Regions from separate parts of the Mus musculus genome. Here regions 1, 3 and 4 are each linked to region 2. Evidence: chromatin loops called from intact Hi-C (ENCODE). Cell type or tissue: left cerebral cortex. All regions are shown on one strand. Each heading gives the region's core, and the rest is flanking DNA. Links, peaks and the distances in the headings are about the cores only. Region 1 overlaps Slc9a9 (solute carrier family 9 (sodium/hydrogen exchanger), member 9). Region 2 overlaps Slc9a9 (solute carrier family 9 (sodium/hydrogen exchanger), member 9). Region 3 overlaps Slc9a9 (solute carrier family 9 (sodium/hydrogen exchanger), member 9). Region 4 overlaps Slc9a9 (solute carrier family 9 (sodium/hydrogen exchanger), member 9).

Region 1 (7,814 bases), core at 1,182-6,181, 230 kb after region 2:
CGCATATGAGATCTGTGTCCCTAAATCTGAATGGTTCTTCTCATTTGAACAATGAAAATTTTATAACCCATTTCTTTTTTTTTTTTTTTTTTTTACTCATCTGAGGAGACACTCGATTAAGTTAAATGTCTGACTGAAGTAACAAATTAACCCCAGTAATTCTCATCCTTAGAATTAATTTTTTAATGGCTCTGATCCTGTTTTTGTCTTGTTACTACTCCAAGCTGCCTCAAGTCTTTTTAGAACAGGCCAAAAGTCATGAACCAACAAATGTAGAAACTGAAAGTGCTTTCTGTAGTAGCTTAGGAGAGCTGTAGGAAGAACCAAAATATTCATATCCAAGCACAAGAGAAGATGGAGAATTAAGGTTTATATTTTGAAAGTCATTTATTAATGTTTGTATTTGTAGTGCATTGGTGTCTTGCATGTGCATATTATCTCTGTGTGAGGGTGTCAGGTCTTGGAATTACAGACAGGTGTGAGCTGCCATGTGAGTGCTGGGATTTGAACCCCAGTCCTCAGGAAGAGCAGTCTTAAGTCTTAACCAGCCCCTTAAGCCTTATTTTTAAATGTTATTTTTTCTTTATTATTAATTTTCTTTTATTCTCTTTACAGATTTTTATCCTGATAATTTCATACTTATATAATTATTATTTATATTATACATATTTATTATAGAATATAAAAATGTTACATAACTTATATAATGAAATATGATTGAATCTACTCCCCACCTCCCCCTGCAAATCCATGTTCTTCACAGCCCCTCCCAACTTCATGCCTTTTTTTCTTGTTAGATAAGCGCTAGTCCAGCTAGTCCACTGGAGCATGGGAAATCTCCACAATGAATGATTCTCCCTTCCCCTAGCAACTACCAAGTGTCAAAGCTCCTCGGGAAGGGATGGGGTCTGGTGATCGATTTCTACCCAATCTGTGCTGTAGTTTGGACCGTCTTGATCTTGTGCAGGTCACTCCTGTGTCTGTAAGTTCACGAGCACCATAGCCAAGTCCAGTCTAGAAGAAGGTCCACTTCGCTGTACTCCTTCCCATTCTCCTGCCCTGACATTGGTTGCCCCTCCCCTTCAGAGGTGTTCCCTGAGCCTTGGTGGGGAGATGGGGGTGGGGTGGGGTGGGGATTGACACTGATGTTCCTTTTATGCTCAGCACTATGACTAGTTGTTTGACCTCTCTGTTGACTGCAGTCCACTGCCAAAGGAACAGGTTTCAGGCTTCTTTGATTGACCCAGGGATTCTAAGTGGTAAACAGTGCTGGAGGCGGGGCCAAGCAGTTCAGAAATGCGAGCAGGAAGAAAATCAGAGTAAGGTCAGTAAAAAGTTAGAGCTTGCATCACTCTCCAATAATATAGGATCTGTGACACCTAAGTGACACAAAATCATGAGACAGAGGCAAATGCCTTTGAGTTCTAGGTAAGTAGAACAAACGAGTGACTCAGTAAAAACCAAAAGGGAGCCAGGCCTTCTGGGAAACGAGGGATAATGGTTCCCACCAAACACATACGGAAATTTTATAATGTTTACTTCAGGGCAAACACGATACAGCTAAGGGTCACAGTCTTGGTTAATGTGTGTTTTCTGAGATCCATTTTTAACATACAGGACAGTCCTCCCTCCCACTAAAGTTTCTCATGTACAGACATTTCTCACTCTAGAATTCCCTGCATGCTGTAAGCCAGTGGACATCTTTCAGACAACTACAATGCTCCCTCTTTCAGAACTCCAAACATATCTCTTTCCACCCGAAGCTAACTTATTTCATATCTTGTCTTGACATTTTCAAACTTCACATTCTATGTTTCCTTCGTCTGCATACAAGTCTGCTGTGATTTTCTGGTTTAAGGATGGTATGACTGAAGGTGATCCTCTCCATCATAGCATTTTGCATTCAAAGGGGGACCTTCGAGGGCTTGGCAGGAAACATGAAGATGAGAGGAGGAGGAGGAGGAAGAGGAAGAGGAGGAGGAGGAAGAGGAGGAGGAGGAAGAGGAAGAGGAGGAAGAGGAAGAGGAGGAAGAGGAGGAGAAGAAGGAGGAGGAGGAAATGATCAAAGGCAAGGCAGTCACTAGGCAGAGGTAACAGCAGGAAAAGTATGCAAACAGGAAGGCAGAGCCAGTCCTCTCTGGCCACCAACTGCAGGGATTTTCAAGCCTTCTCCCTTTCATCCTCTTCCATCAGCCTGGACCTTTCCCAGACTGCCCAATTTAAGAAACTCTGCATTTTGTGTCTTGCCCTTAACTAAAAGTAGAATCCTGTCTTAATGACTACCATTTATAATGCCCAGTTCTACATAATGAGGTCATTGCCAACTCACGGTCAACAGCCCTCACCCACAGTGCTGCAGTGTATACAATTAGCCTCCTTAAATGAAAAATTCATCTAAGTATCAAGTTATGATTTATTTAAGGCAATCCTGGTTTATATATCTATTAAATAGTGTTCTGTTGAAAAATAGAAAGGACTTTTGGATTTGTTTGTTTGGATTTTTGAGATAGGATTTCACTATAACGTTGAAGCGGGCTTTGAACACCCAATCTTCCAGTCTCTTGGATTACAGGCATGTCAGCCATCCCTGGCTAGAAGCTACTTTTGAAAGATCATGCTGTGATGTTCTCAATGAATCTGGTGTCGGTTCTCAGAGTATTGTCTTGCATTTGTTTGCTTCTTCTGAGTAGAGAACCTTTGCCACGTCGAAGACCCAATGGTCCTAGAAAAAGTCCTTGCTGGCGAGTTACCGTTGCAGTTTTGAGGAGATTAAAATAGTATCCCAGAAAATATTACAACTTGAATATTAAATGTCTGGTATGGGGTTATGTGTTTGAACACCTGGTCCCCAGTTAGTGGCACTGTTTGGGAAGGTTGTAGAACATTTAGGAAGTGGAACCTTACTGCAGGAAGTAGAAATAGGGGGTAGATCTTGAGCCTTTATAGCCCAGTCCTAATTCATGTTCCCAGTCTTATGCTGTTGACCTAAACATGTAGGTTCAGAGTCAGGGGAAGGGCAAGGAGTTGTCCCTTTGTCATGAAATCTAACAAACATTCCATTTATTTGGAATCTAACATTTCCCTGATCACTTCAGACTCCCAATGCCCTCAAGTCAACAGACATGAAAGATACAAGATTGAAGGGGTCTTTGGGTCTTCTTACATTGTACCAAGGATATAGAGAGCTACTAAGGTCAAGAAATATGTGACAGGGTCAAAGTACCTGCAAAGATGCTACCATAAGAAACTGAGGCCACTTGAGAAACTGGAAGATCTCACTATAACGTTGAAGCAGGCCTTGAACACCCAATCTTCCAGCCCAGAGCCAGCAGGATGTCCATAGACAAAAACTGCACTCAGAGTGAACCTATCCTATGAGAGAGGTTATGCGTGCTACAGAGCAGAGCTGGTAGCAAAGCTACCTAAGCTATTTGGACTGAGATGATTCCACCATGAGTCCCAAATGCCAGGCATGGAGGTACAGGGTCTTTTTCCTCCATTCTGGGTGCCATCTTTCTTCAGATCACTCATTCTTTATTATGCTCCATTTCTCCTTTTTTCAAATATGAGTGTATACGCTGCACCCTTGTATGTCAGAAGCATATACTTTAAAAATGTTTATTTATAGAGAGTCACAATTAGGAGATTGCCTCAAGTTTCTAAAAAGACTTTAGACTTTGGATTTTTTTTTTTTAATATTGTTGAGACTATTAAAGACCAGAAGGAACTTGCAAAGTTGGGTGGGATATGTTTTGCATCAAGACTTGGCCATGGGCCTGTGAGCGGCAGAAGTAATTTAAATGTACATAGCCCCACATAGGCGCAGATATTTCAACCCTTGGTCCATACTTAGTGGTGATGTTTGGAAGGTTGTAGAACCTTTAGAAGGTGGAACCTTGCTGAGGTGTGTGTGGGGTTGGGGACAGGCTGTGAGACTTTACATGCCAGCTCCACCTCTTGTTCAGTAGATGCTGGCATAAAGTGAACAGCCTGCCCCATGTCTTCCCTGATCACTACCCTGCCTTCCCCACCGCAATAGACTATATATCCCTGGAATTGGGAGCCAAAAGAGCCTTCTCTCCATGAAGTTAGTTTTGAGGGTGTATTTTGGTTCCAGCAACAGAAACGTTACTAACACAGGCAGACTTGTAGCTGCTTGGAGACAAGATTGTTGGCTGAGAACCTGAGCCGAGGTGGGGTGGTGGGATGATAACAGAATTACTAGCAGACAATTTCAGACCTCCAACCTACAGCAGAGTCAGAGCCAAGCAAATCCAGACCTTAAGATGAAATCTGTGCCATTTAATAATTATCTCAACTATCTCAAACTAATATTTATTAGTTACATGGCGGGCATCCCGTTCTCAGCTTTACAAGTATTCACTCTTTTTTATCTTACCAACATTGTGGGTTCTCTTATTTCCCAGCTGAAGACACCACGATAAAGTTAAATAAGCTGCCAATTTTGTGTAAGGAAAAGGAAGGATTGGAGAAATCTTTCTGGTCATAATCGCTGTCTATAACTATTTGGCAACACTATAACTTTCCACATCAAACATGTCATGCCAGTCAGTAGATGACAGATTATCTGAGGACTGCCAATGTCGTCCCCAGAGAGTTCCCCACACCAGAGGTCAGACTTGTCAAATCAAAATGGGCATATGGCCCAACCACCCACTCAACTCTCCTCCTGGATACTAAGCACTAGGATTGAAATGACATTTTTATGATTGGTCTTTTTTTCTGCTGAGAAACAGTACAATCTCTTTAACAGTTGCTTTCCTTTTTACTGGACACACACACACACACACAGAGAGAGAGAGAGAGAGAGAGAGAGAGCCCATGAGCAGACACAAAGAGATGCACAGAGATACAAAGTGAGCAATTGCTGTCTAGCACCTACATCCAGGACTTTCTTGAGACCCAGTCTCCTTTTCTGGCAGCAGATTTGATGAAAGCTAAGCTATCCAAGCTGCTCCATATTCCTTACTGTCAGTCAGGTCACCATCCTGACTCAAACCCCACAAAGGGTCTGTGTGGTCCCTCCTTGTCCCTGTTTAATGCACCTTATGCATTTCTGTCTTCTTTCTGGTAAGGTATCATCCTTCCTTAAGTCTGGGCAGGATTCAGTGTTAGAGAGCTCTAAGAGCATCGGGAAGAAGCACATGTCTGTTTTCTATTGGAAAGACTGGCAACAAAACTACCCAGCCAAAGTCACTGCAGGTCAGATCCCCGAGTGCAGAGCTCACACACTGCATTGTGAGCGTTGGGGAACACTGCAGACGGGCTGAGAAAATAGACAGACTCAGAGCCTTAATCTCACCATGTGCTTCCTGAATTTCCCCAAACAGCCTTCTTTAGACAACATGTCCAGACGAGCTACATGCTGCCAACATGGAAAAGACAGGAAACCCTGGCTTTATAGAGACAGTTAAAATAGTAACTACTACTGTCATACCTAATAGCACAAACACTGTTTGTCTTCATAGAATACTTTCATTGAATTTGAGTTGCTTCAATTTAATTGAAAGCAAATGACACGAAATCCTTAATAAACAGCAGAATCGGATAGAAGCACAATTTTTATATTTCAAAACAAAACTTGGCAATATCTTCTATTAATTGTAAGGTGATCATCAAAGCGACTTCGCCATATGAACCCTACTTCTGTGATTATCTCCCCCAGGTTGGCCTGAGCTTCCTGGAGTGATTCAAGAGTGTGTTTATGAAGGTCCTGCGACCTTCCCTCTTTTACAAATAAAAAATGCTTAGGTCTAAAGGAAGCTACACAGCTCAGGAGCAGGTTGGCACTGAAGTGTGAGTCAGTGGTTTCTGGTAAAGGCAATTAGCATTTTACCTGAGAAGGCTGAGTTTTCAGGGTCCTGACTGTAGGCTGTGGAGTTCTGATACCAGAACTCAAGTAAGGGAACAGACAGAAGCTACCGGCAGAATCAGAAGCCCAGATGGAAGCAGTTGGTCCTGGATCTATCCTTTCCCACAAACAAAAGAGAATTACTTAGTAGGTCTCAGGCTTTTTTTTTTTTTTTTTTACATATTTGACCAAGATGTCCTTAAATGCCTGATATAAGATATTACCACTGGGTTTTGGGTGGCAACAGACCTAACCAGTGTGACAATGTGGAAATTCACAAGGTACAACTCACAGTGGCATTCAGAGATGCACATTGGCCACCAAAGCAAGAAGTATTTAGTGCACACGTCTTAGAGTGCGCATCTTTCTCTTTTTTTCCATTGATGTTTACTTGCTAGACTCTGAACAAAGAGATTTTTAAGTTGCAAGAATCCAGACATCTGATTTAAAATATCTTCATAAACAAATCAGTCCCAACAGTTGATGTGTGGTTTGGTCACTGTGGCTTCGCAGAGACAAACACAACCCCTTCCATCTCTCTTTGATAATAAAATATCAGCACGGGATGTACCCTCCCACTTCTTCATATCAATTCAGCCTTCTGTGATAGGTGTTACTAAAAAATCCTTTGAAGTGCTTGTTTGGACATGCAGGATTTTCTTTAATACACCAACTGATAAATAATTCCTCTCTGCAATCTTTCAAACTGGAAAAAAATAGTCTTGAAAATTGAAGGGAAGAAAAAAATGCATTTCACATGTCTTCATGTGCGCCATAAACCATAGACTATGGCTCAGGAGCGCCACCTAGTGGAAATCTAGAGGTAAGGAGTATTGAAAACCCAGAATACAGAAAACATGGAATGAGGCATCAAGTCAGAGGAATTATCTCTTTTCCATATAAAGTGTGTGATAAGACAACAGGTACATTTATCTCCAAAATTATTATCTATTGTCTTCTCTGCTAAGATATACTAAGATCTCTGATCCTTCAGTGCTCCCTTTTGAAACATTGTCCCAGGACAGTTGTGATCTTTCCTCTTCAGCTTTAAGCCCGTGTGGAAAATTGTTAGGTGGACAGTCACTTCCCTCTGGTGGCCACCTCAGTGATATAGAAAGGCTGAGCATTCCTTTTCTGGATTTTCCATACTCTTTTTCATTATTTCCTAGTGTTTTCTTTCAGGACCCCGAGTCCATTCCAGTTAAAACAAGGAGCCATAAGGCCAGCTTTATGGGACTCCAACCCCATGGATGTATGAGACTGTCAGCAGGCTGCCTAGAAAAGATGCAGGCATTTGGAGTCCTACTGAATTCTTATTGTATTGATGCTGCTCAGCCCTGACTACCACCTCGCAGTTAGTAAAGACTTGGTTACTAAACTAAATTAAATAGATTCAGCTGTTAGCTGTTCTTCACAACAGGAAGAAGCAGCAGTCGTCATTTGCTCTTGACATTTGGTGAAGACGACTGATCATCTTGATAAACAGAAATTACTGGTCATTGATATAAATCACGATTGTAACCCATTACCTCCAAGTCAACCTGGGCTCTGGTAGCCAGATTCAATAAGACTTTAGTTGAGTTTTTACTCTGGACATATAATGAGAAGATTTTATTAATGGCTCCACTTCTCTCTCGCATTGCTGTGTAACTTCACAGTGTCCTCTCAATTTGGGATATGGCCTAAATCACATGGCTTATTTTGGCCAATAGGTTGTCTAGGAGAGGCCAGAGCAAAGATTTCAAAGCATTCTTGCCCATTCCTATTTCCTGAAAGGCCCCAGTCAGCGCCATAAAAACAGGTCCAGGTAAATCTACTAAACAACAGACACAAGTGTCACAGCTTGTTACACACCAGCCACATATCACATATAAGAGAGCTAGTGACAGAAGCTAGACAGCTGATAGAGTACAGCTTTAAGCCTTGGCCTGCACGGTCTCTG
Region 2 (7,814 bases), core at 1,597-6,596:
TGATCTCTTGGAATCATCCTACCTACAAAAATATATGCATTTATACAAATCTTGGTGTCGCTTAGTCTCCACCTACTCCCACAGAATATAAAATTCCCAGCAGTTTTCTTTTTTTCTTAAGTTTTTATAGAAACCCCAAAGGAGAAGTTTCTTAATGACTCTCATGTCCCCCCATCAGCAGGTATTAAAAATTCTGCCTCCGAGGCTGTACTTCAGACCCAATAAATCAGAATCTTTAAAGTGGCATCAATCATATGGGTTTTCAAAAAAAATTCTCTGGGTGTTTCCATGGTGTAACCTGGATTGAGGACTGCTGCCCAAAGCCCACCAGTATGTAGCTACTCCTTACCAACACACAGAGATTTTTACTTTGCTTGACTGGCTCAAAACCCTTTCCACTTGCCAGCCGGAAGGACCCCAGTCAACCCTTCTATGTAGAGTCCAGCATCTTCTAGTTTCTCCACTCTGTCATTCATTAGAATTACTTAAGTAGACCTTATGCTGCATTTGTGCCATAGTCTAGACTAAATAAATCATAAGTCCAGGTCATGAGATCCAGGTACCCAGGATTTGTGAACAACATTTTCCCATGTGTACTGCCTTAGCTGTTTCCAAGAGAGGTGAGATATCCCTTGTCATCCTAAAGGCATTGCCCGCCTCTGTGAGCTGATGGTGCCCTCCCACCCACAGAACTGCAGCGAGTCCCAGCTTGTCCAGATGTCACCCCAAGCTTCCACCCACACTCAGCATGGTTTGTCACTTGTAATCCCAGAACTGTCTTATTCCTTGGGGCACCTGTTATTTCTGTTAATGGCATCTTAAGCCATATTTTCCTGCCTCTTTGACTTTGCCATGTATGGTTCTTTCTAATAATTTTCTTTTTCTCAAAAAAAAGAAAAAAACAGTAGTGTGTGTGTGTGTGTGTGTGTGTGTGTATTATTTTTTTCAGAAGTAATCCCTTTCTCTTCTTTGGACACTTGCTCCAATTCTTTCTACTTTTATTTTCTTCTTATTCTAGGATCCTGAAGAGGATTAGTCCCCAGTAAACTTACATTTCTGATGAAACTATTCTGCCTCTACTCCCATCCTACCCCCCCTCCTGAAGCATCAGTCAATATTGTCACTGTACAGGTATGCCAGCAGGTAAGAGAGTGGGTGGTCAAGTTCATCCCACAAAAGGATGCTGGCCCTTAGGCTATGTTGGATTTGCCTCTCAAGGCTCTTTCTTTAGATATTAACTTATAAATATTTGAACTTCAATTATGAATAAAATTCAAATTCCTGGTTTGGGTGTTCTAGAACTCAGGCAAATCAGCAAGCAGGTCCAAACACATTTTATAGGCTATGAACGTTCTAGAGACTTTAAGTGGTGTTTCCTGCCTTTAGTGTAGAGAAACTCCTTAAAGCATGTCATATATGAATTCTACAAACAGCACAGTCATTCCAGGACACACCTAGTAGCAATTTTAAGGGAAAGAAATGTTCCCTTAAAATCAGATTACTTTTCTCTGGATATGTTCAAACTTTCCATTCTTTGAATACTTAGATGAATCAAAATTCTCATATAGACCTCAACCTTGTGCTCTAAGAGCAAGACAAAAAGCCCAGCAATAAATCAACACAGAAGGAAAGAATGATGGTGTTTCCCTAAGATGGTGCCATAAATTATTAATTTATGCCAGAAACGAGTACAGACAGTGTCATAAAAATGGATCACTCTGAAATCAGCCTACAGACCACCATTTGAGAAGACCTGCATTAGGACATAGAAAGTTAAGACATAGTTTCTCTTCCCACCCTAGAAAAGACCCTATATATAGAACTTCCTTTTAGCTATCTAGAAACTGGCAGAGTCAGATCTCAGAAGATGGACCTTCTGCCACTTCCCATTCAAAGTGCTGGCCATGAAGCCCTCCCTGCCTGCCTGTTCCTAGTGGTCTGAAGATCTGCTCTCAAGTGTCCAAGCCCCTCAGAATCATAGGCAGGGCAAGAAAGACAAGTCAAGAGCTGAGCAAAATGTCATCTTTATGGAAATCCAAAGTAACCCTATCCAGACAGATGTCTCTGTGACCCTGTTTTGATCAGTCTCTGTGGAAGTGTAAAGTTCTGCGACCACAGGGTCTCACAGTGACAACAGGATCAAAACTTCTTTTTCTTTAGTTTCCACCAGGCACCTGTTTCCTGCTACTTTGATTTTGAATGTTCACTTTGACTTGGGCAAGGCACAATATGAATGGGGAAGAAAAGTCTCACTTCATAGTTCTTAACATCTTGGGACAACAACAACAACAACAACAACAACAACAACAACAACAACAACAACAAACCCCACAGCCACAGTGAAAGCTCGTTACCTGGTGCTCTGTCCTGAGCAGACCCACTATCTTGTCTTTTCTTCTCCCTTGAGACAAGTTGGGATTCCAATCCCCTCCAGCCCCAACCTTGGTGTCAAACAGCACAGGTGTTCAAATGACCTTCCTAAAACCAAATTCCCTTTCAGGCATTATATCCAGGGCTCCAGATCATATTTTCTCTGATAGGATTGTTTTTGGACTTTAGAGTCACGTGTCTAGAAGCAATTCAGTCTCTTCCCTGAAGGAATGAGACAGAGGCTTCCTGTTAATTACATTCTCTAGGTCCTTCAAGGCCATCAAGGAAATGGCAGCTTGAAATTTGGCCATATTCTCCATAAACACACACTTGGGCATATGCACTCAGCCTTGATGTTTTCTGTGCTGCACCAATAAAATTTAATTAAAATGTGTAGAAAAATTACAGTCATTTCCATTTATCATCCTCAAATGCTATTATGATACTAAAGCCCTTCATACCTGTACCTATAAGTAGGATGATAAAAATATAATGAGCCATTAAAGGGGGTTATGCCACTACCATCCTTAGAAATTTTAAGGTAATAATGGGTAACCATCTGTCTTGAATGTCATCAAATAGGGACCAGGACAGTTGATGGATTAAACTCTATTCAGATACATTTTTTCTCATTTTTGCATGGAATCAGATATAATCAAACAAGAGTATGGGTTATAAATATTTATGGGTTGCTATTTAAGCATTGATGATGGTATGTTTTGTTGTCTAAAGGTGAAAGGAGAGATGAATGAATGGTGAGGGGTATGTGTGTGTGTGTGTGTGTGTGTGTGTGTGTAAGTTAAAAGTTTATTTTAATAGCCTACATAGCTCTCAGCCTCTTTGGTTTTCAATCTTAAAAATCCCAACTACAATGGTAGGTTATGTATTATCAACAAACACAGATGGGAGTTAATAGACCAGGGAGATCATTTGAGTAGTTACACTCCGACTATAGCTTTCCACAGGAGAAAAAAATATTTCCATGAAAAAATTCAGGGGGGAGCATGGCTCCTAGTTTGTGTCTTCATTGCCTTTATCCTCCTTGTCCTCTGGGATCCAGTGCTTGGAATGCAGAGGGAAGAACTCACTGGGGTTCCAAATGGCCATCTGTGGCCCCTGTTGTTATGTCGACTGTGGAGTAAGGCTTCTGGACTAGGGGTTCACAGACATTCTGGGCACTGAAAGTACAGTACAGTGTGTTCTTGCTTTGATGTGGGAGCCTCACTGTCATTAGCATTTGAAAGGGTCCACTTATTAGTCAAACTACTAAATGTCCTTTGTACAATATAATGAGTTTCATTGAAAGGAATCACCAGCTCACTACAGAGAAATTTAAACACTTTGCCATCATTTATAAATTCAGCCCTCCTAGGATAATATTTTAAAGGTGCCCTGAATGAAGAGAAGAAGAAAAGCGGTAGGGATCCTGACAAAAGAAATGTAATTAGAGTCAAAAATAAAGGCAAGTCTATGCTTTCTGTAGATATCTTTGATCTTCTCAGAAGTCAGGGAAGCGCGGGCATTGTTGCTCCCCCCCTCGCTCTCCCTCAACTGTCTCAGAACAGGTAACTGGCATGAAACCTGACTGCTTTTGTTAGTGTATTGAAGGGGGAAAAATGCACAAAACCATAATCCTAGACCACTGTAATGCAAATCAATAAGGCAGAGCCAAACTGCAGGAGACACAGTAAGTAAAAGAACTGATCTTGAGCCTTCTCTCCATGCCTCTGGATTACCCTAGATGTTAGCTTTATGCATCCAGCTCATTAAATTTAAATTAATGCATGCTATCAGAGTTAAAGAAATCATTAATTAGCACATATTGTTTCTCCTTTCTAATTTTTATCTTAGAATGTTCATGGTCATAATCCCGTTATTCATTAATTTACTTATTAATTCAGTAAGGTTTTATTGAGTGCCTAAGCCCAAGGCAAAAGCCAAATGATGAATTTCCATAAGCCTTTCTTACAAACCAACCATCCTAAGAGATGTGGAGTCCAGAGTCTCAAAAGGCCGAAGTAAATTTAAATAGTATTTGGATGAGTGGCTTATTTCAACGAAGTGCTGTATTAAGATCAATAACCACATTGCTCATAACTACCCTTCAAACTTCCCTCAATAATGTCATCAATCTGATTATTATCTTCCATGGGTCTAAAGGTCTTAAGCAATCATCAACCTAACTGGATAGTGTTGTTCAGAAGAGTCCAGTGAGAACTACAAGGTCCCTCTGGGCTCATCTCCTCATTTTGTTTCTTTCTCACATGTCTCTTCCCTGTTCTCCTGTCTATACCAGCAGCCTCTCCCTACTTCGCTGAAGCCTTATGACTCCCACATACCATGTTGACTCCTTTGTCTTAGTGACTTATGTGTTATGTGTTTACTTACTTAATTCCCTTTGCTTCTATGCCATGTATATCTCTATGTAATGTGATTACCATTAGAACCAAACTTCAGCCCCCTCCCCCCAAGTTCTAAATTAGCTTCTCAGGATCATCTTGTTGTGAGTAAGCCATTCAGTCCTCTCACTCCTAGGACATGTTAGGCCTCCTTCCATGTTAACACTTGCCCCATGGGATGATGCTAATATAGGATAGATCGATCATATATGGACGTAACATATATTAGAAACTCCTTAGGGGAATCACTGTCTTATATGCCTTTGTTTCCCAGGTTGTCTGTCATGTAACCACTGTCATGCTTAGTACATGCTCAGAACATGCTTAAAATGAAAACACTGAAAAGTCTTTTGATCAAGTCCTGAGATCCTGGATGCTGGCAGTGTGTGGTTTATGCTATCTATCGTCTGCTGCAGATGCCAACAGGCTTTGGGAAAGCCATTGCAACCACTCACTTTGGTTCAAGCTCAGCATTTTTTCCACAAAGAACCATTTAATTCTCAGGATGAAGTTTTCCTTCCCAGTGGGAACTAATGATGTTAATTTTGATTACCTCAATCATGAAGTCAATTTGGCAACGTCAACCCTTTATCTCATCTCCATGCATTATCATTTTTAAGCAAGCTATCCCTCTCCAACTGTAGTTTAAAAGAAGGAACTGTATGTGTGTGTGTGTGTGTGTGTGTGTGTGTGTGTGTGTAACTTATGATCAGTGGTCCACTGGATAGTATGTTAGGAACGTGTTTGACGACACATTCAGTTTAGTGATTCATTTTAAAGTGAGAAAATGGAAGGTCACATGGATCGAGTGTCCAGGGTCCTGCTATCAGCAGCAGACTCCACTTTGTGGCCTCTCGGTCAAACATCCTTTTGTCATATCATCTTGCTTCTCTCATATTCCAAGTCCTTTATTTGAATTTTCTTGCAAAGTCATGCATAGCACATTCAATTTGGCTCCCATTGTCTCTTTTTATTGGAAATTTAAATTTGGATTTGCATTGCTGCTTTCCCATTCAATGGCAATAAACACTAAAAATATCATGGGGGGGAGTGGAAATAAAATAAGCATCTGGAAAGAATGCTATAATGAAGGTGCCATTGTTTGCCTATGAATGCTTGACAAGGAATCTGCCTTTTGAAAGCGTGTACAACTAACCCAACCATATCATGGTCAAGAAGGGAACATGCCCTTAAAGTGATAGATTTTCAAAAATTATAGAGGAAATTTAAGAAAAATTAATGTCTAAATCAGTTTAAAGTGTGAAAAAGCTAGCCAAGTGTGATAGTTTAACAAGAGTGGCCCCCCTATATGGTCATATATTTGACTGCTTGGTCTCCAAGGACTGGGGTTGATTGAAAGGTTTAGAAAGATTAGTAGGCATGGTCTTTTTAAGTAGATGTGGCCTTGTTGGAGGAAGCATGCCACTCATGGTGGGCACTGAGGTTTCAAAAGCTCATGCCAGGCCCAGTGTCTCTCGTTCTCTGCCTACAGACCACAAAGTAGCTCTCAGCTACTGCTCCAGCACCCACCTGCTTGTCACTATGCTTCCTGCAATGATAACAAAACCTCGGAAACTGTGCACGAACCCCTGATGAAACACTTCCTCCTACAAGAGTTGCCTTGGTTATGGCATCTCTTCACAGCAATGAAACAGTGACTAAGATACCAAGCATATACCCACTTCTCTATGACAATCATGGAAGCCTTGTTGAACAAGTGATAGTAACTGATACCCTCCTACCTACTAATGACAAGCATTTAATAAGAGGTCAAATCATTGGATCCACGGCATCAGACAGTCTGAGGCTGAAGTTCACATCTGAGAAGACATGGCAAACCTTCTGATTGGTCATCTCTTTTTCACATCACTCTCCAACACACACAGGGACTACTAGTCCCTAAAGCTAGCTACCCAATCCATTTTGCTGGTCTCCATTGAAATGGAATTCCTTTGAAAGGCTTGTTTATACACCATGATGCTTACTTTTCTTTCCTCTTCTTGTCTTAGACCTGTTTTGATTGTTTTTGACTCTACCACTCTGCCAGCCTGTGGTAACACAAGTTTCGACTTTCCTTGATATTTCATCGCCATTGGAAGAACTCACTACATTCCTTAATGAGCTCATGCCGCCCTTTGCTTTCTAGGAGAGGACACTGTCCCAGCTTTACTTCTTCCAACTGACCATGACAACTAACTTGAGACCATTAACTTTTAAAGTGAGAGAATTTGCTTTAGCTCATAACTTTGGAGGTATAGCTCAGGACTGATTGGCTCTGTTGCATTAGGCTTGAGGGAGAGCAACATATTACAGAGTTGTATAATGGACTAAAACCATTCACCCTGTGGTCAGGAAGCAAAGAAAAATGAGGAGGAGACGGGGTTTCATAGTTCTCTTCAAGGGCATATCCCAAGTGACCTAAGACTTGCCACGATCTCTCAATGTCAGCTACAGGCTATTGACTTTCAACATTGCATGCTTGGCCTAGAGGGTTTTCCTGGATGGTAAGGACTATACTATGTCCAGCTAGTGACACTACAACTCCATTTCACTGTGTAATGCACACCCCAAGGTAGAGAGTCAGCAAAGGTTCCTGATTGTCCTACAGCTGATTAATCTCACAGCCTTCCCTGGCTAATGAATGGCACCTCTGCTATTGAGTCAGGTACACCTACAGGCCTGTGGGAAGTTGCCCTCCTGCTTCTCTACCTCATTCAGATGCTCTGTGACTTGGTCCTTGTTACTGCCTCTCTTACTCTCTTTGATTCCCTTTCTTCTAGCCATGTTTGTCCTTTTGCCCTTCTTATCAGCTGTTCTCAATCTCTAAAGCCATCTACTCCAAATTTTAAGATAGTTCCCATTTTCATCCCCTTAAAGTTTCTGTCTTGCCAAGGACTTTTCTGGCTAACCTATTGAAAAATTACAAACTCCAATCCTATCTCCATTTCTTGTTCTTCTACTGGCTTCATGACTACTGTATTCATAATCTAGTGCCATTTATCCTGACTACTATAAAGCTTGTCTACGAAAGGACCCTTTTAGTCT
Region 3 (7,814 bases), core at 1,083-6,082, 99 kb before region 2:
TTCTTTGCTCATCATCACAGAAGTAGCCTCAGTCCAGGCACAGCGAGTCCCCTTCACCAGATTGGCTGTGTAAGGAAACAAGCGTTTTCTTTTTCCCTTCCCGATCCTTTCTGCGGCATCCCTCTCTTTATCTTGGCTTTGCTAAGTTTGTGGGTGGGGTGGGGTGGGGGGATGTTGGGATACTGAATCTCAGTGGTTGAGAGAGGATGTGACTAGCACATAAACAAAAGCATGGGTCTTCTCTGCAGCAGGGCCACTCTGCCCTCTGGAATTAGATGGAAGGCAGAATCTAAGGGCACTGATGCAGGGAACAAGGCAGATTTGGTGGGAGACTTGTGAAATCATTTATCGATGCCTTCTGCTCCAGTGAATTGGAACGATCATCGGTTTAAAGAGTAAGCTGAGAAAAAGGAGACGGGGGCTTGAGAAGAGCGAAGGAGAAATTATTAAGCGGTATGAGAGAAAACGGGCTTGGGAACTTCAGGATGATTGATGCTCAAAGGGTTCAAGCGCCTACACTGTATGCCAGGGACTGCGCTTGGAGCTGGGAGGCAGAAGGAAGCGATCCAGAGTCACCTTCACCCCCAGGAGTCCCACAGTCTACAGTGGAGACCTGCCATTCAGATTCACAAACAGAGTATGAATTACTTTCTGGGACTGTGATCTATCAGGAAGGGACATATGAGGATGGTGGTGGGAATGCCAAGCCAGAGGAATCTGTTCTAGCTGAGCAAGAGAAGGCTGGTGAGAGAAAGATTCTCAGAATAAATGACTAATGTAGTATAGGACATGAAGAGGAAATAGGGACCCTCCAGGTAGCGAAAGTGGGAAGATTGGATGTCTTGGTAAAGAGGAAAAAGCCTATGGGATTATGTGGCATGTTGGTGAAGGCATCAATATACTGTATTGTATATCAATACACTGAAATGTAGGGTATATGTATATTTGTACACGCACAGGCACATGTTTGACAGAGGAGTTTGTACAACTAAGTGATTCTCAGAAAGACAACTGCTGAATGCCATGACCAGCACATCTGGCTCTCTTATTTCCGTGGGATGTTCCTCACATACTTGAAGCTACATCCTTGTCTCCTGTAGCCTGGACTGCAGACATACTCGCAGGAAGCCTGCCTGCGTTCTTTGTTTTTATAACATATGTTGAAAGCAGTAGGACATACCACACAGCCCAGTGAGATACTGATAAGGAGATGTAAACACGAGCCAGAGTTTATTTCACCTTGGTGTCTGGTGGGGTTATACACTCTGAGGATTTGGCTCAGTCAGCTATTAAAAACAAATTTCTGAGATATGTTTGGATCAAGGATTCAAAACAGAAACATTAAGTAATTAAGTAGAACAAAGCAATGGAAAAGTGGAAACTGTACCATCGATTCATAAGATGCATTTAGTCCCATGGTCTTATGTTTTTGTTTGGATATTTTCATTTTGTTACCAACCAAAAATTTCTTTCTGAAATGTATTGCCTCAAAATCTACCTTATAAAAGAAAACAAACAAACAAACAACAACAACAACAAACCCCTCCTGACCTACCAACCAACTATGAAGAACAAAACTTAGTGTGATGGTTCAATGAAAATGTCCCCACCCACAGACTCATAGTGAGTGGCACTACTAGGAGGTATGGCCTTGTTGGAGGAAGTATGTCACTGGGGTCTGGGCTTTGAGGTTTCAGAAGCTCAAACTAGACCCAACATTACTCTCTCCTCCTGATGCCTGCCAGATCTGGATTTAGAACTCTCTCCAGCACCATGTATACTTCCATGCTGCCATGTTCCCTGTCATGACAATAATGGATCAAATCTCTGAAGTGCTAGCCAGCCCCAATTAAATGTTTTCCTTTATAAGAGTTAACATGGTCATGGTCATGGTGTCTCTTCACAGCAATAGAAACCCTGACTAAGACACCTAGGCAGTAAATTGTGCTTAGCAAATGCCCCAAGTGACTTCTGTCTGAAATAGCATTAAATTAGCAGCTATTATGGTGACTAGGAGCTTCTGAGTCAGTGCTTCTCAAGACCCCGAGAAGCCAGTGCCACTGAATCACCCAGTGCTTAAGTATTTGGGAAAAGAAACCACGGGCCTACGGCCATCTCATCTCAGAGACAGATATCCTTGTCTGTCTTCACAACAGAAGACACTAGGAAGCTGTCCACAGTCTCACTCTCTGCCTCAGTTTATAGAACTCGTGCTGTCACAGGGCAGGAAGTGAAGACAAAAGCTTGGGGTGTAGGGGTGTCAGCTCCACAAAGTCACAGGCTTTTGTCTCCGAGTCTATGCTTTATATGTTGTCTGACACAGTACAGCTCACTGAGTGCTTTAGTTACTTTCTTCATTGCTGTCACAGAATAGCTAACCCAAGAAACTTAAGGAAGGATGCTTTTAATTTAGCCTATGAGGTCCGTCATGGTGGGGAAGGCATGGTGGTGGCAGGAGTGTGAGGCAGATGTTCCCATTGCGCCTTGAGTCTCAGAGCCAGGGCAGGTAAGTTCTACTACTTGGCTCTTCCTTTCCATTCATCCAGGATTCTAGCCCATGAAATGGTCCTGCCCATGCTTTGGCCAGTTCTTCCCCTCTCGATTAACCTAATTACATAATTCCTCACCGATATGCTATCCTAATTATTTTTCTAGTGCTATACTAAAGCACCAAAAGCAACTTGGGAGGAAAGAGTTTATCTAACAACCCTCAGGTCACTGAGAGAAGTCAGGGTAGGGACTCAAGGCAGAAGTCAGAAAGCCGAAATTGAAGCAGAAGCCAGGGATGGGTGCTGCTCACTGGATTGCTCCTTATGGCTTGCTTGGCCTGCTTTCTGATAGAATCCAGGACCACCACCAGCACATGGCACCACCCACAGTGGGCTGGCCCCCCTCCAAAGCAATCATTAGTTAAGATTATGCCCAACAGGCTTGCCTATTGGCCAATATGATAGCTGAGAGTCTCACTTCCCTAATGACTCTGGTTTGTGTCAAGTTAACATTGTTAGTCAAACAAATCATCACACATGCCCAATGGCTTGTCTCTTAAGTAAGTCTAGATCCAGTAAGGAGGCAGTCGATCTTAACTACCACAGTGTGAATGGAGATGGCAGAGGGCTGGGGTGGGAATTGGCATTTGTGATGCAACACTGCACCCTTAGGAGATAAATGTCCCGTGAGTAAGATGGGGACTAGACTGGAGATGCCAGGAAAGGATTGCAATGACTAGTCACAGGTCCTGGGAATGAAGCAGGAAGGACAGAAGATGCCACAGGTCTGGGTTATAAGTGCAGCATGTTCCACTTGCTAGCTGTAGCTTCAGTGAAGGGTGACGAAATCTATGCACCTGTCCCGTAGAAGACACCAAGTCTGGAAGAGTCTGGAACTCATCAGACTCAAGTGTTAACAAAGGCAACATGATCAGCACAGAGCCCATCAAGATATTCTACTGCAAGAGGAAAACCGATTCCTCCTGCAGACAGCTGAGAAATGAGCTTCTGGGATCAGGATGGAACTCTAAAATACTGTTACTCATCTTCAAGAACATGACCTAATCCTGGACCAGTTTAAATAGGTTGTGGACTCTAGAGAGGTGGCCCCATGCCCAAGAGGATTTGCTCTTTTCTGAAATGACCTGGGTTTGGCTCTCAGTACTCACATGCTGCCTCACAACCATCTGTGATTCCACATCTAGGGGGCCCTGCATCCTCTCTGGTGTCCTCATGTGATGCACAGATATACATATAGGCAAACACACTCATACACATAAAAAAAAATCTGTGAATGTTAAAAAGAATTTCTTGTTAAGAGAAGCATTTAAAGCAATTAATTTTTAGAAAAATAGACTAAAATTTTAACCACAATTACCTTCATGTGAAATGAACCAGGCAAATGTTATTTTTAAATAATATTCTATTTCTAATTTTAGGCGATAAACATTATTTTAGTGTGCACAAAATTTAAACACTTGATCAAATGCTTGGAGTTGGCTAATAAAACATAGAATTAAGTTTACTGTTCTGAGCAATAATCTTCAACTCTCTGAGAATCCTATTAAAGTGGCAAAAGGACTGTATAAAAAAGCAGGCTCCTGATGAGGGAGAATTAAAAGAAGAGAGAGAAGAGTGGGATTGCTTCAATAGCTAGGTCAGAATAAACTGTAGCCCATAAGGACATAAAGTCAGAAGGCAGAGCAGCCTGAGAGGACAGTAGAAACCATGAGCAGTCTGTGGCAGCCTTCCCAATGGGTCCACCAAGCCCTCCCTTAGCACTGCCCTGTGTGTTTAGTAGAGAACATGGTTTGTCTGCCGTGGCCTTGTGCTAGCAGACTACATCTGAGAGAGGAGGGAGGAAAGGGCTTGAGGAGACGGTGGAGACCCTGATGTTCAGACTGAGTCCTACAGAAAATAAATGTAGCCAGGGCTGCTGAGAGAGGAGAGATGGCCAGGGACACTTGGGATCACCATCTACAAACATGGGAGCAGCTACATTAATGCTAGTTGTAATCTACACTGCAATAATCCTAGCACCGAACAGAGTTTAGGAAGAGGAGGAGGAGGAGGAGGAGGAGGAGGAGGAGGAGGAGGAGGAGGAGGAATTAGTCTTCAGTACATTCCTCTGGCATTTTTCCAAGCCAGACAGTTGCCCTGAGTACAATGAAATCGTCATTAAGTCATATTTTGCCTCTAATAGACAGTTCTCTGTCCATGGCAATTTCCTCCTTGTGAAGCTAAGTGTAAACCTGAGTACTATTTTTAATAACTCCAGTTAGAATCCTGTATTTTGACTATGGGATTGATCTTTAGGGCTAGATGGAAAATGGACATTTTAATATAATCCCTTGGGTTTTCACTCTGTAATTTTTTTCGTAAGCAGCTCCATTTAGAATTAAAATGTGCATTACCAGGTAAAAGGTTGTAACTGGTTAAAAAACAAGGCTTTATTTTTCTGGTGAGAAGTTGGAGATCCTGGAGAATTTAATGGTGTTGATGAAGATGCTGCAATCTACCCAGGCTAGAATCTATTCACTGCTTACTGAACCAAACAAAAGGAATAGGAGGGGGAGCCCCCACTGCCTGGGCACGTTCCCCATTGCTTGTGCACTTCATAATCCCACATTTTCAGAACTGCAGATGAGCATGGGGCATTAACATAAAAGGGAGATGGGACCACTTTGTTTGATTTCTGTGTGAGCAAAATGGATGAAGCAAATATGATGCAGGGGAGATGTTTATCATAAAAAGACACACCTCCCAAGCAGCAGCCAGATGCATGTCTCAATACGTGGCACCTTATAAGATCATAACAAATATTTAAAAAGGACTTTAGCCACAGAAAATATAATTTGATGTATACCTTTTGTATTCTGACTCACTTAGGAAACCAAAGATAACAATATTGGGAATTTCATTGAATTGTAGTTAAGATACCCAGTGCATACACAAAGAACTTTAGTCCTTAAAATATCAAATATGCATTTTTCTTGTGCCTAGAAAGCATATATTTGTTCCTGGTCACAAAGAAAAGCATCATATATTTAAAGAGAAAGTCATGGTGGAGGTGGTAGAGGTGTCACTCAGTGCTAGAGCACTTGCCTAGCATGCCCAAGGTCCTGGGTTCGATCCCCATCCCTGAGGCAAAGCAATTAAGTTTGTCAAGCATGCTGCTACACAGCTTTCTCCTCAGCATTGATAAGAAAGATGAAGTTCAAAGCCAGCCTAGAGTATAGAAAACTGTCTCAAAACCAGACAAAAGAACCAGGCTGGGACAATGACCAAAAGGAACAATAACAACAACAACAATAACAACAACCAATGAAACAAACAAAAAACCAAAAAGCCCTCAGAAAATTTAAAAGGTTATTGGAAAGATAATCATTTAGCAAGAAAGGAACTGTCTAGGAATTATGTATCAATGGCTGGGAAGATGGCATAACATGACGTAACATGTAACATGACATAAATGTTTGCTATGCAGGGAGGAGGACCTGAGCTTAGTCCCTGGGAGCAGTGTTAAAAAGCTGGGGAGTATGATACATCTTTGAAACCCCAGAGTTGGAGAGAAGGAGACAGGCAGATCCCAGGGCCTCACTGGCCAGCCAGGTTAACCTAGCAGGTGAACTCCAGCAGTGCTGAAAGGCTCTATCAAAATAAAAATGGTAGAAGATGCCTAAGGGACAATTCCAGTCTACACACTAACACACATGTACACACATACAAAAATTAGATATCAAGAGCAAATTAAACTGAATCATCCAAAATATGAGAGTTTAACTGAACATGTATTACCAGTGGGATGTTAAACTGGAGAGGTCAAGAGTGTTGGGAAGAGGATAATTATGTGGTACCCAATTATTGCCCCACAGATTGAAAGTAAACTATAAAATAAAAGAATGTACCCTTGTAACACGTGTTACCATTGTCCTATAGGAATAAACTCAGCATTGTGACAATAAGCATCCTGATGGAGCATTCAGGGCAAGGCCCTACAACGCACAGTCAAAGCAATGCACACTATTAAGCACAAAATATCAACAATGGGTATCCTTGGGAAAAAAAAAAGGACTCAACCTGATTTCAAAGTTTGACCTAATTTCTCATTTATAAGAAATTCAATATAGGAAAGAGTATATTAATTGACACCACGAGGAAACAAGTCCAGAATGTGGACAAGCATATAAAACAGCTGACCTGGTTTCTTCTATAAAAATCAATATCATGGAGAAAAAAAGAGTCAGGCTCAAATACAATATATTACCTTGAGTCAATCCTGAATTTAAAAATACCTATAAAACAGTTTTGTAATAACAGGAGCATTTGAACATGTACTGATAATGTTGTTGTAATGCTTTTTACACTTGTATTTTGGATACTTAATAGAATGGTTTTATCCTTTAAGATGCATGCTTCAGCATTAGATAAGGATATGATGTCCGTCCCAATATTCAAACAGATCAGCAAAACAAGAAGAATACATTTAATGTGTCTTGAGGTGGGGGCTGTCAGTCAGGGGTAGAGTGCTTGCCTAAAATGTGCAAAACAGTACGACAAAAAGATGGTTTACATAGAGATATAGTAACTGTTTATATATTTACAGAGGGATTATTAACAAAAGGAAAAAGTAGGTGAAAAGTATATATGCATGTTCATATTTCTTTTACTATTAGGTTAAACTCTGCAACTTTACTAACACTTGACTCTCTCTTCATTTACCAAACAGCAATTTTACATACCACATGTCACAGAGAAGAGATCTATGTGAAAAATGACTTAAGGAACCAGAGGGCTTACAGTAGGTAAAGACACTGTGGTGGTTTGAATATGTTTGGCCCAGGGAGTGGCACTATTTAGAGGTGTGGCCTGGTTGGAGGAAGTGTGTCACTGTGAACATGGGATTTAAGACCCTTCTCCTAATCACGGGAGAGCCAATCTTCTCCTAGCAGCCTTCAGATGAGGATGTAGAACTCTCAGCTCTTCCTGCACCATGCCTGCCTGGGCATGGCCATGGTCCAGCCTTGATGATAGTGGACTGAATCTCTGAGCTGATAAATCAGCCCCAGTTAAATGTTGTCCTTATAAGAGTTGCCTTGGTTGTGGTGTCTGCTCATAGCAGTAAAACCCTAACTAAGACACCCACCTTGTTGTTGTTGATGTCTCCTGAACTTTTGTTTTGTTTGTTTGTTTTTTATTTTGGTTTTTCTTTTTTCTGCCTGCTTGTTTCTCAGTTGTTGAGAGAGAGAGAGCTATGAAGTCCTCTGTTCTGAGTGTGAATTTGCCCATCTCTCTTTTGGGATCTGCCAAACTTGTCTTGTCTTG
Region 4 (7,814 bases), core at 1,711-6,710, 120 kb before region 2:
AAGGGAAATGTATTTGAGTTCTCACCTTGTGGCAGCTTCATTTTCATTTCTGTGGCCGATCCCTTAGGACTACATGTGTAAATTGCCAGTTTATGGTAATTTAATTTGTGGGATGCTTTGGACAGAGACGACATTTTCTTCATTTGTGTGGCTTTGGGCACTATATTTTCTTTTCATCACCTCATTGGGATCTTCCTATTTGTCAGTAAGAGCGGAAGGTAATGCTGTACTTGCAAAGTACCTACTGTGTGCCAGATAATATTGTAGGCAATTCACATTTATGACTGCATCAATTTTTTTATAACTACCTCATCGAACACTTAGCTTTAGTGGCTTGCTGAGGGTTCCACAGAAGTTAAGGACCAGAGAGAGAACTCACCCCAGGCGGTGTTTCTCTGAACTCCATGCCTGGTACCCATAAGCTTCTCTAATGTTTCTAAAAACTTCTGTCTATCTAAACTATTTGCTATGGAAATGTATAGTATGTCCCATTTAGCTCTTAACTGGCCTCTCTCTCCCTTTTCAACCCCTTTCACGCACCACTAAGGATGAATTATCAGTCCTATGCATCTGTCCATCCAGGTAACAAGTACATTTTTAGGGATGTATTGGGCTGTTATATAAAAGACAAGGATGACAAAGAGTTCCCTTGCCTCCCAAGAATTTGATATTTAGTTGGGGAAGCAAATCATTCAATAGACAATGTATACATCCAACAGACAAGGGCGCAGACACACCCCATGTGCGCAAGGCTCCAGAAGAAACAAACTACGAACAGAAAAGGGTTGGGTCTATGGTGCTGGATTCACTCCAGTTGCTCTGGGAGTCTTTTTAGTTCCTAAACAGATGCCAGCTCATCCAGCTGGGCTGGAGGAATGCTATGGCAACAAGACACCAAGGACTCCAGTCATTGTGCTCTCCAATTTCCTGAAACGGGGCGCAGAGAAAGCTGGGAACAGGACAAAGCATGTCCCGAGCTTGTTTTCAGCAAGTTTAATTGGTTTCTTTGTTCAAACGGACCTGTCCAGAATTCCTCTAATAGACTGACCGGGTACATCCTGTGTGCTTCTCAGGATGTGGCATGGACTGGACAGAAAGGAAGCTGGCACTAGGGTTGCACCCAGCCAGAGACTGGCTGCATAGCCTTGAGGAAGTTATTTATTTACTTTGAAAGATTCGGGCTACTGATTTATGACATGGACAAAGTACTACTTTTCTTGAAGGGGTGTAGGGAGGATTAGCAATGAGTTTTGGGATGTTCTTGGTGTTAACAGGCATCCAGTCAATCAAAGGTAAACTTAGGTATTGTTACATAGCTGAGCATGAAGATGGAAATTCAGTGACAGAGTGCCCTCAATAATGGGTCCATTATTGTTGGAGCATCTTCTCCCCTCCTGCTTCTACTTTACCCCGGAAATGCCCAGAAAGGGTGAGGAGTCCATAGAATTGCAACCTTTGATGCCCTGTTGCTGTCTCCAGCACTTAGGAATCATGTGATCACTTTAACTTTTGTTGGGCTTTCTATTGTTCCCCCTCAGTGGGGTGATAGGTCTTATAATTCTGACTTCACATTGTGGTAAGAAGCATGGGGATGCATATTTGGGGGGGGGTCATATTTGACTGGTTCTACCTGCCAGATGCTGTACAGAGCAACTGTTCGGTATTCATTTAAACATCACAGCCACTCTGGTAGCTTGCAGGGGTAGGTGGGGAAAGCATTTTTAAGTCCAAGGAACAAGGCTCAGAGATGTTGAGTCAGTTGTTCAAGGTTACATACCAAGTGAAAATCCAGTAGTTGGCCCTGGCCCTGTGTTCTGCCTGCTACACTTCATGGCCTCCTGAAATGTTTTATAGCTATAACCAGTTTAGAGATTAAAAAAAACCATGCTGATCCTACAGAGTACATTAAGAATGCAGGCTCTCGGTTTCTCACTATCTAAATGGCATTACGAATATGGAAACGGAAAGACTAGAAAGAAAGACCACCCTGGTACAACAGGTATAAACATGCATCTTCATGAAAATTATTTTCCTTATGCACATGCATGAATGTGTACCCATGCAAGCACATCCTATTTCTACCTAGCAGGGTGTCTGAAGCAGCAATAACCACACTCAAACACAGGTCTTGGCTTGCTAAGGGCAATTCTTCGTGCAAATAAAATAAGTGTCCTTGGAAAAGCAGTGAATTACAGGGTCACAGCAAGGAAAGTACAAGATGAACCTTAAAAGGCTTACTGTTCAAATTAATTTTTTAAAAAAACATGCTCTAAGATGAGAACTCTAGTGACAGAGAGGCAGGAGGAATAGGCTTCTGGTGGCCAGACCAAAGACACTTTGAACATCAAAATAACAACTGTAGTATTCGCCAACCCATCGGATAAACCCACAGGGTTTATGGTGACATAAATAAACAAATACCTTCAAAGGACCTTTCCCCCAAACACTAATTATATGGGGTAAATGGCTGACATTATGGTGGAGAATTCTGTGTGACACTACCTTACTAAGTGACCAAGGCAAAGACACCAGTAATGGGATATCTCCTGATGGCACACATGCCAACTCAGAGTGACCTTGAGAATGTCCCTGCTAATGATGATACAAAACTTGCATCTAATCATGAGGAAATACTGAACACATCCCATTGCAGACTCCTGCAAATTCCTGGCCTGTAGTTTAAAAAAATATATCAAGGCTCTGAAAGGTAATGAAAGATGAAGGAACAATTCCAGATACAAAGTGACCAAGGAATCATGACCAGCATGAGGGTCATAACTGTCACTGTAGATCTAAATGGCATTATTAGTGAACTGGGAGAACCCGAGTGACTTGGGTGGTTGTGTAGTAATTGACCAAACACAGTCCTCATTCAGTAGATTCGTACCACCTTGACATCCTAGAAAGTGATGATAATCAGTTGAATGAGTTTCAGTGACTAGAAAGGAAAAAGGTTGTGTATTGATTGTATTTGTTGTCCTTCAAAGATTTGATGGAAAAAAAGTTATCTGCTCCAACAGTAAATTTTGCCAGGTTATTTGTGTCTTATTTCTCTGGTCTGTAAAACAGGGTTAATCACAGCCGCATAGAGGCTTTGTGGACTCCAGTGAGCTGATAACATACAGTGCTTAATGTCAAGAGCTCTACAGTGAGTTCTGAGAACTGCTTTCTAGTTTGCTTTCTGAGAATGCTCAATGGATGTATTTCTCCTCACAGCATATGCCTAGCAAGACTATCTGTCTCCTCACTGCATGGCTTGTCCTAGTATTCAGGTAGATGTCTGGGGGGTTTATAGATGGAGGGAATGTGAAATAACAGATATGTTTATAATCTTCAGATGGCGTTTACTGTTAGTATACATTTGAGACCCAATGAGGCCTGGCTTCATTTTAGATTTTTCTTTTTGACTACACTTATTCATTCTATCGGGTGAAAATATTTAGTTTATGATAATCCGAACTGAGGAAAAAGTGATTATCTCATTGACAAGATGTCTCTTAAGCTGTTTTAAAATATGCAAGTCTAGCCTGTGACAAAGGATTAAAGGGTATCTGCCACCAAGTGTGACTAATTCAATTAAAAGTGGAACAGTTTAAAGGGCACATAAAGCAATGTTCTGTTTGGAAAAGGAATCTAGATCCACTTTGATCTTGATTCTTTGAGTTTATGCCTTTTCTGCCCTGGTATACTTGATATCAGCTGTAACGATGCAACATTAAGAGCTGTGTGTGCTTGGGGGATGTGCTTTGGGGCTAATTTACACGGCATCTTTGGTTGAGTACTTTTTTAGTTTGTCTTTACTGATCAAATTGTCTCAAGAACTCCGTGTACTTTTCCAGTTAGGTTCAGCTGACACGAGAGCAGATGGTCTCTTGACAAGGCTCCTTTGCATCACCCTTCAACAGTCCCTTACAGTGTTACTTCAGAACATTTTATAGGCTTCACAGTGGCCATTTCTAACCCAACAAAATAGGCTACCCTGCCCATCGGACAGGGCAAAATACTCCAGCTGCTGCCAAACTCTGACTTTGTTCCAAGGGTACATTCCACTTGAATATGCCCTGTTCCAAACAAAGAGCCACGGTGGCTTTTTTTTCCTTATCCTCTCAAAAGACAGAATTTTTGATGCACCTTCAAGATTCCATTTATATCAGTGACATAATGGTGTCAGCTCTTTGAAGGAAGAGAGAAGAGCAGACAGCAACTGGTATTATATCGTTAAGTGCCCAAGAATCAATTACATCCTTGCTGAGACAAGAGGCAATTTTCCCATTTAAACTTCACAGATGTACAGACTGGCAAATTATTGTTGGGTTGTTGCTTCTTTTATTATAATTAACAATTAAAAAAAACATGTTATAATGTAATTATCTGTTTACTAGCGCTTACTGGCTCAGGTTGTAGCAAAGACTTTATCTTCAAGAAAGTATTTTAATCAGCCCCTTTATATTCACTTACTAGTGTGGAACCATGTTGGCCCGTCATGATTAAGCCGATGGAAATTTCCAGGCTGATCCAGTTGTAGAAGGAGCCTCTTAAAGAAATGTATTAGTTTCCTGTCTTAAAATAAGCCCCGAGCTCAGCGATTCTTCATATTCTTGCTCTTTCTCTCCTGTTTGCCCTGTTCATTTCTGAGTAAATGCTTTGATCGTAATGTGCTAGGTATCATGTTACCATGTTGCAGGCTCTGTTATAAGTGCTGTGTAGTTGATGAACAGTGTGTGATGACCACAGGTTAATACATATAACCCTTACAAGGACTTTCTGAGATAGTTTCTATTATGGTATCCATGTTTTCTACTATAAACCTCCCTGCCTCCCTCTCCACAAGTAATAGCACCATGAGCCTAAATGATTGGGCCATGGTCATGAAACAAAGGTAGCTGGTACATAGTACAGCTGTGAGGATATTGTAGTGCTGTGACATCTTTCCTGCTAGCTAAAAGATCAGTCAAAATTTCATTTGAAATAGCAACTCATGAAAAACATTGCAAAGCAACATCCTTAGATCCTGACTGACAATCAGCACAACAAATTACTCCATGCCAGGCTAAAGTGGGACATGGGTTAAATGCCAAGAGCACATCTGTTGGGAGTGACTACAAAGCTTTATGTATTGGTAACACTGAAGTCACCCTATCAGCTCATGTGGTCTCACATGAGCTTCTAAATAGAAGAAATGGTGTTACTGTATTTGCTGTGTAATTAAAACAATTAAGATAAACAAAAAGATGATAATTGATGACAGATGGATGGATGGATGGGTAGACAGATGACTGAGAGCTAGGCAGAAGATTGAATTACTCTAAGATATGTAAAAATGATTCTATAAATCTTGCTATGCAGTAGACATTTTTTAATAGGGAAGTACATGATTCTTAATAATTATAAAGTAACATGTTTATTACCTGCACCCTATCTTTGAATAAAATTGGATGGAAAGCAACTTGAAAGGCATTGAGCAAGAATAGCATTATGTGTCCAAAAAGGGGGAAACAGTGGGATGAGGGAGACTGATGGAAATGGTGGTCTCAGAATACCTGAAACAGGACTTAAGGCATTCATCCAGCTCAGCTCCCTGCTTCAAAGGGTAGGAAGCCTTTGAATGCATGGGACATATGCTCTGGGTCCTGATATTTCATCTTTTATACTTGTTCCTCATCAGCTTGGGAAACATAGCATATACATTTTTCTTGGGTGTGTATCTTGGAGGCTCTCTTGCTATGGTCTCTCAGCCTTAAGGGAACATTCAAAACAAACTCACCTTTGCATTCGTGACTTAGCGAGTTAAATGGTATAGGTAGTGGAATTTGGCAGACTGTCTCCCTGGGGAGTCTACAGTGACTGTCTTACAGTAGGAAGAGAGGAGGAAGAAGTAGGGCAGACAGAAGGTAAAGCCCAGTGAGCCTATCTGCAGAGTGGAAGGAGGAGTCCACTCCTGCTACCTTCCCACCACCATGTAGATAGTTCATCTTTACGAGAGTCTGTAGAGTGCTTGTTGCCTGCCAGCCCTGTTTTGGAAGCAGTAAAAAGGAGAGATCTCCATCAGCCTGGAAACCATCAGCTCATTGGGAGCTGAGATGTGTCTGCCTTACTGCATAGCATAAAGGAGTAGGGGGAGACTTGGAAGGTCGTTGGCTCTTTTGCAAAGCAGAAGCTGTATCCTCAAATGCATTGATTCTTTTGGAAGTTAATGGCAGAGCTAGATGCACAAAGCACATATAACCTGGCGCTACATTTTGGGTTGAGCCCCAGGAGCTTGGTAGCTATTAAAATAAAGACACACTTGGAAGAGGGGACGTTTTCAGACACTAGTTCCTCCCAACACACACATCTTGGGGACTCATAACTTACATGATTGGTACTGACTGAGTTGGGCTCATTCACACACACACACCTCTTCTCCACAGATACACATATGGTAGCATGATCAGCACAGGGCATGGACTCCTGTTGAATCAAAGATGCACACAGACTGGTAGAAAAGGCAGAGCTTTGAAGCCTTTTTCCATGTAAGGCCATGTGAAGGAAGCAGGACAATGACATCAGAAGTGGGGAGGGGCCTGTCAGGCCTCTTCAGGCATCACTCTGCACCAAGCTCGACTCTAAGAGTCAAGGTGGCTAGCAGAGCCACACTGTCTGCTGGGGAAGCACCGTCTTCACTTGCAGCAGGTGGACCATGGGCTTGAATGAGCCCTGTAGGTGGCTGACACATCAGAGCCACCCCTTTGCTGAATAGATGGTCATGTGACCAGCCGGGGCCAGACAAGCCTAAGCACAAGTCTGCTGGGTGGGAGCTTCCAGGAACTTTTGTTTCAGGGATTGAAAAATGGGCAGCATGACCAGGTACTCCTCTGTCTCCTCCCTCTCCCCATCTTCTTCCCTCCCTTCCTGGCTTGCTTCCTTCCATCCTGCCCTCCATCTTTCCTTCTGAATGTACATGTGGCAGTCCTCTTAGGACCGGGATAAGCAGCCCAAGAGTATGAGAAGGAGTTCAAGTTAATACCTTTATCACTCATCTTTCTGTATCAGTTCTGGGCTGCTTTCTCCAGAGTTCATAATGCAGAAGACAAATAGGACCCATTTGCTAGGCTATATATTTGGGTATTTCCTGGCTTTGTATCAAATAGTAGCCCTGAGATCCCAGGCTTCCACCATTGGTACCTTCAGCCCTTTCATATCTCATATGCTCCCCATGTCTAGAGCAGTTTTCTCAAGGACACAGGTCACAACTCTGGGAGAGCCTTCCTGGAAGACACAGTCTCATACTGTGCCTTGGACCCAGGGTTTGCTGTGCTGAGACAACATGCAGAATGTGGGTAGTTTCTGGATTTGCCCAGATTCATGCCATGGCCTCCTAGCCTCCACCTTTGCCTCTCTCCTGATCACAGTACAGTCATCCCTGCGGAACACCAGCTAGATCGCAGACCTCGTCTTCATAGAGTTGTCCAGTACCTCCAGCACAGAAAGACTTGTCTCCAGTTAAAGGCCCAGTCCTAATGTCTTACCAGGCCCTGTGTAGCCCCACCCTCTTTCTTTCTCCACTAACACAGCCACTCTCCTCCTCACCAAGGCTCCAGCAACACTGGCTGGACCTTCCTGAGACACTGTTGCCCATAACCTTTGTATAAGCAGTTTCTTCAGCTAGCATGCCCTTCCTTCTCCGCTTTCCAGTCTATTTCAAGAGACCTTACCATTGAGGCTTCCCTCAGTCCATCCTAATACAGAGCACATCCCAAATCCTACAGTCTTATCCCTGTGCCCAGCCCCATCCCACCCCACCCACTCTGCTTTATCTCTTCTTCACTTATCTA

Evidence for each region. Peaks named below come from ENCODE experiments on the same cell type or tissue, not always from the same donor. Only the 100,000 strongest peaks of a DNase experiment are listed, where the experiment ranks them.
Region 1: it touches region 2 in a loop (4-fold over the local background); 3 of 42 quality-filtered maps call a loop at or near these places.
Region 3: a loop joins it to region 2, with 2.4 times the contacts of the local background. A loop is called at or near these places in 3 of 42 quality-filtered maps.
Region 4: it touches region 2 in a loop (2.6-fold over the local background); 2 of 42 quality-filtered maps call a loop at or near these places.

Annotation. Positions count from the first base shown.
Region 1 is chr9:94,737,852-94,745,665 of GRCm38, reverse strand. All of the region lies in intron 4 of Slc9a9 (solute carrier family 9 (sodium/hydrogen exchanger), member 9), which reads right to left. Among named protein-coding and RNA genes, the nearest start is that of Mir7656, 10 kb to the left of the region's middle. In left cerebral cortex, for the core only: no CTCF peak of the experiment used is centred there; DNase peaks (open chromatin) are centred at 2,196 and 4,175; H3K27ac peaks cover 821 bases.
Region 2 is chr9:94,965,042-94,972,855 of GRCm38, reverse strand. All of the region lies in intron 9 of Slc9a9 (solute carrier family 9 (sodium/hydrogen exchanger), member 9), which reads right to left. Among named protein-coding and RNA genes, the nearest start is that of Mir7656, 220 kb to the right of the region's middle. In left cerebral cortex, for the core only: no CTCF peak of the experiment used is centred there; DNase peaks (open chromatin) are centred at 1,881 and 3,542; H3K27ac peaks cover 562 bases.
Region 3 is chr9:95,063,777-95,071,590 of GRCm38, reverse strand. The region is part of intron 12 of Slc9a9 (solute carrier family 9 (sodium/hydrogen exchanger), member 9); the gene reads right to left. Among named protein-coding and RNA genes, the nearest start is that of Gm32018, 240 kb to the left of the region's middle. In left cerebral cortex, for the core only: no CTCF peak of the experiment used is centred there; no DNase peak of the experiment used is centred there.
Region 4 is chr9:95,082,387-95,090,200 of GRCm38, reverse strand. All of the region lies in intron 12 of Slc9a9 (solute carrier family 9 (sodium/hydrogen exchanger), member 9), which reads right to left. Among named protein-coding and RNA genes, the nearest start is that of Gm32018, 220 kb to the left of the region's middle. In left cerebral cortex, for the core only: no CTCF peak of the experiment used is centred there; a DNase peak (open chromatin) is centred at 3,876.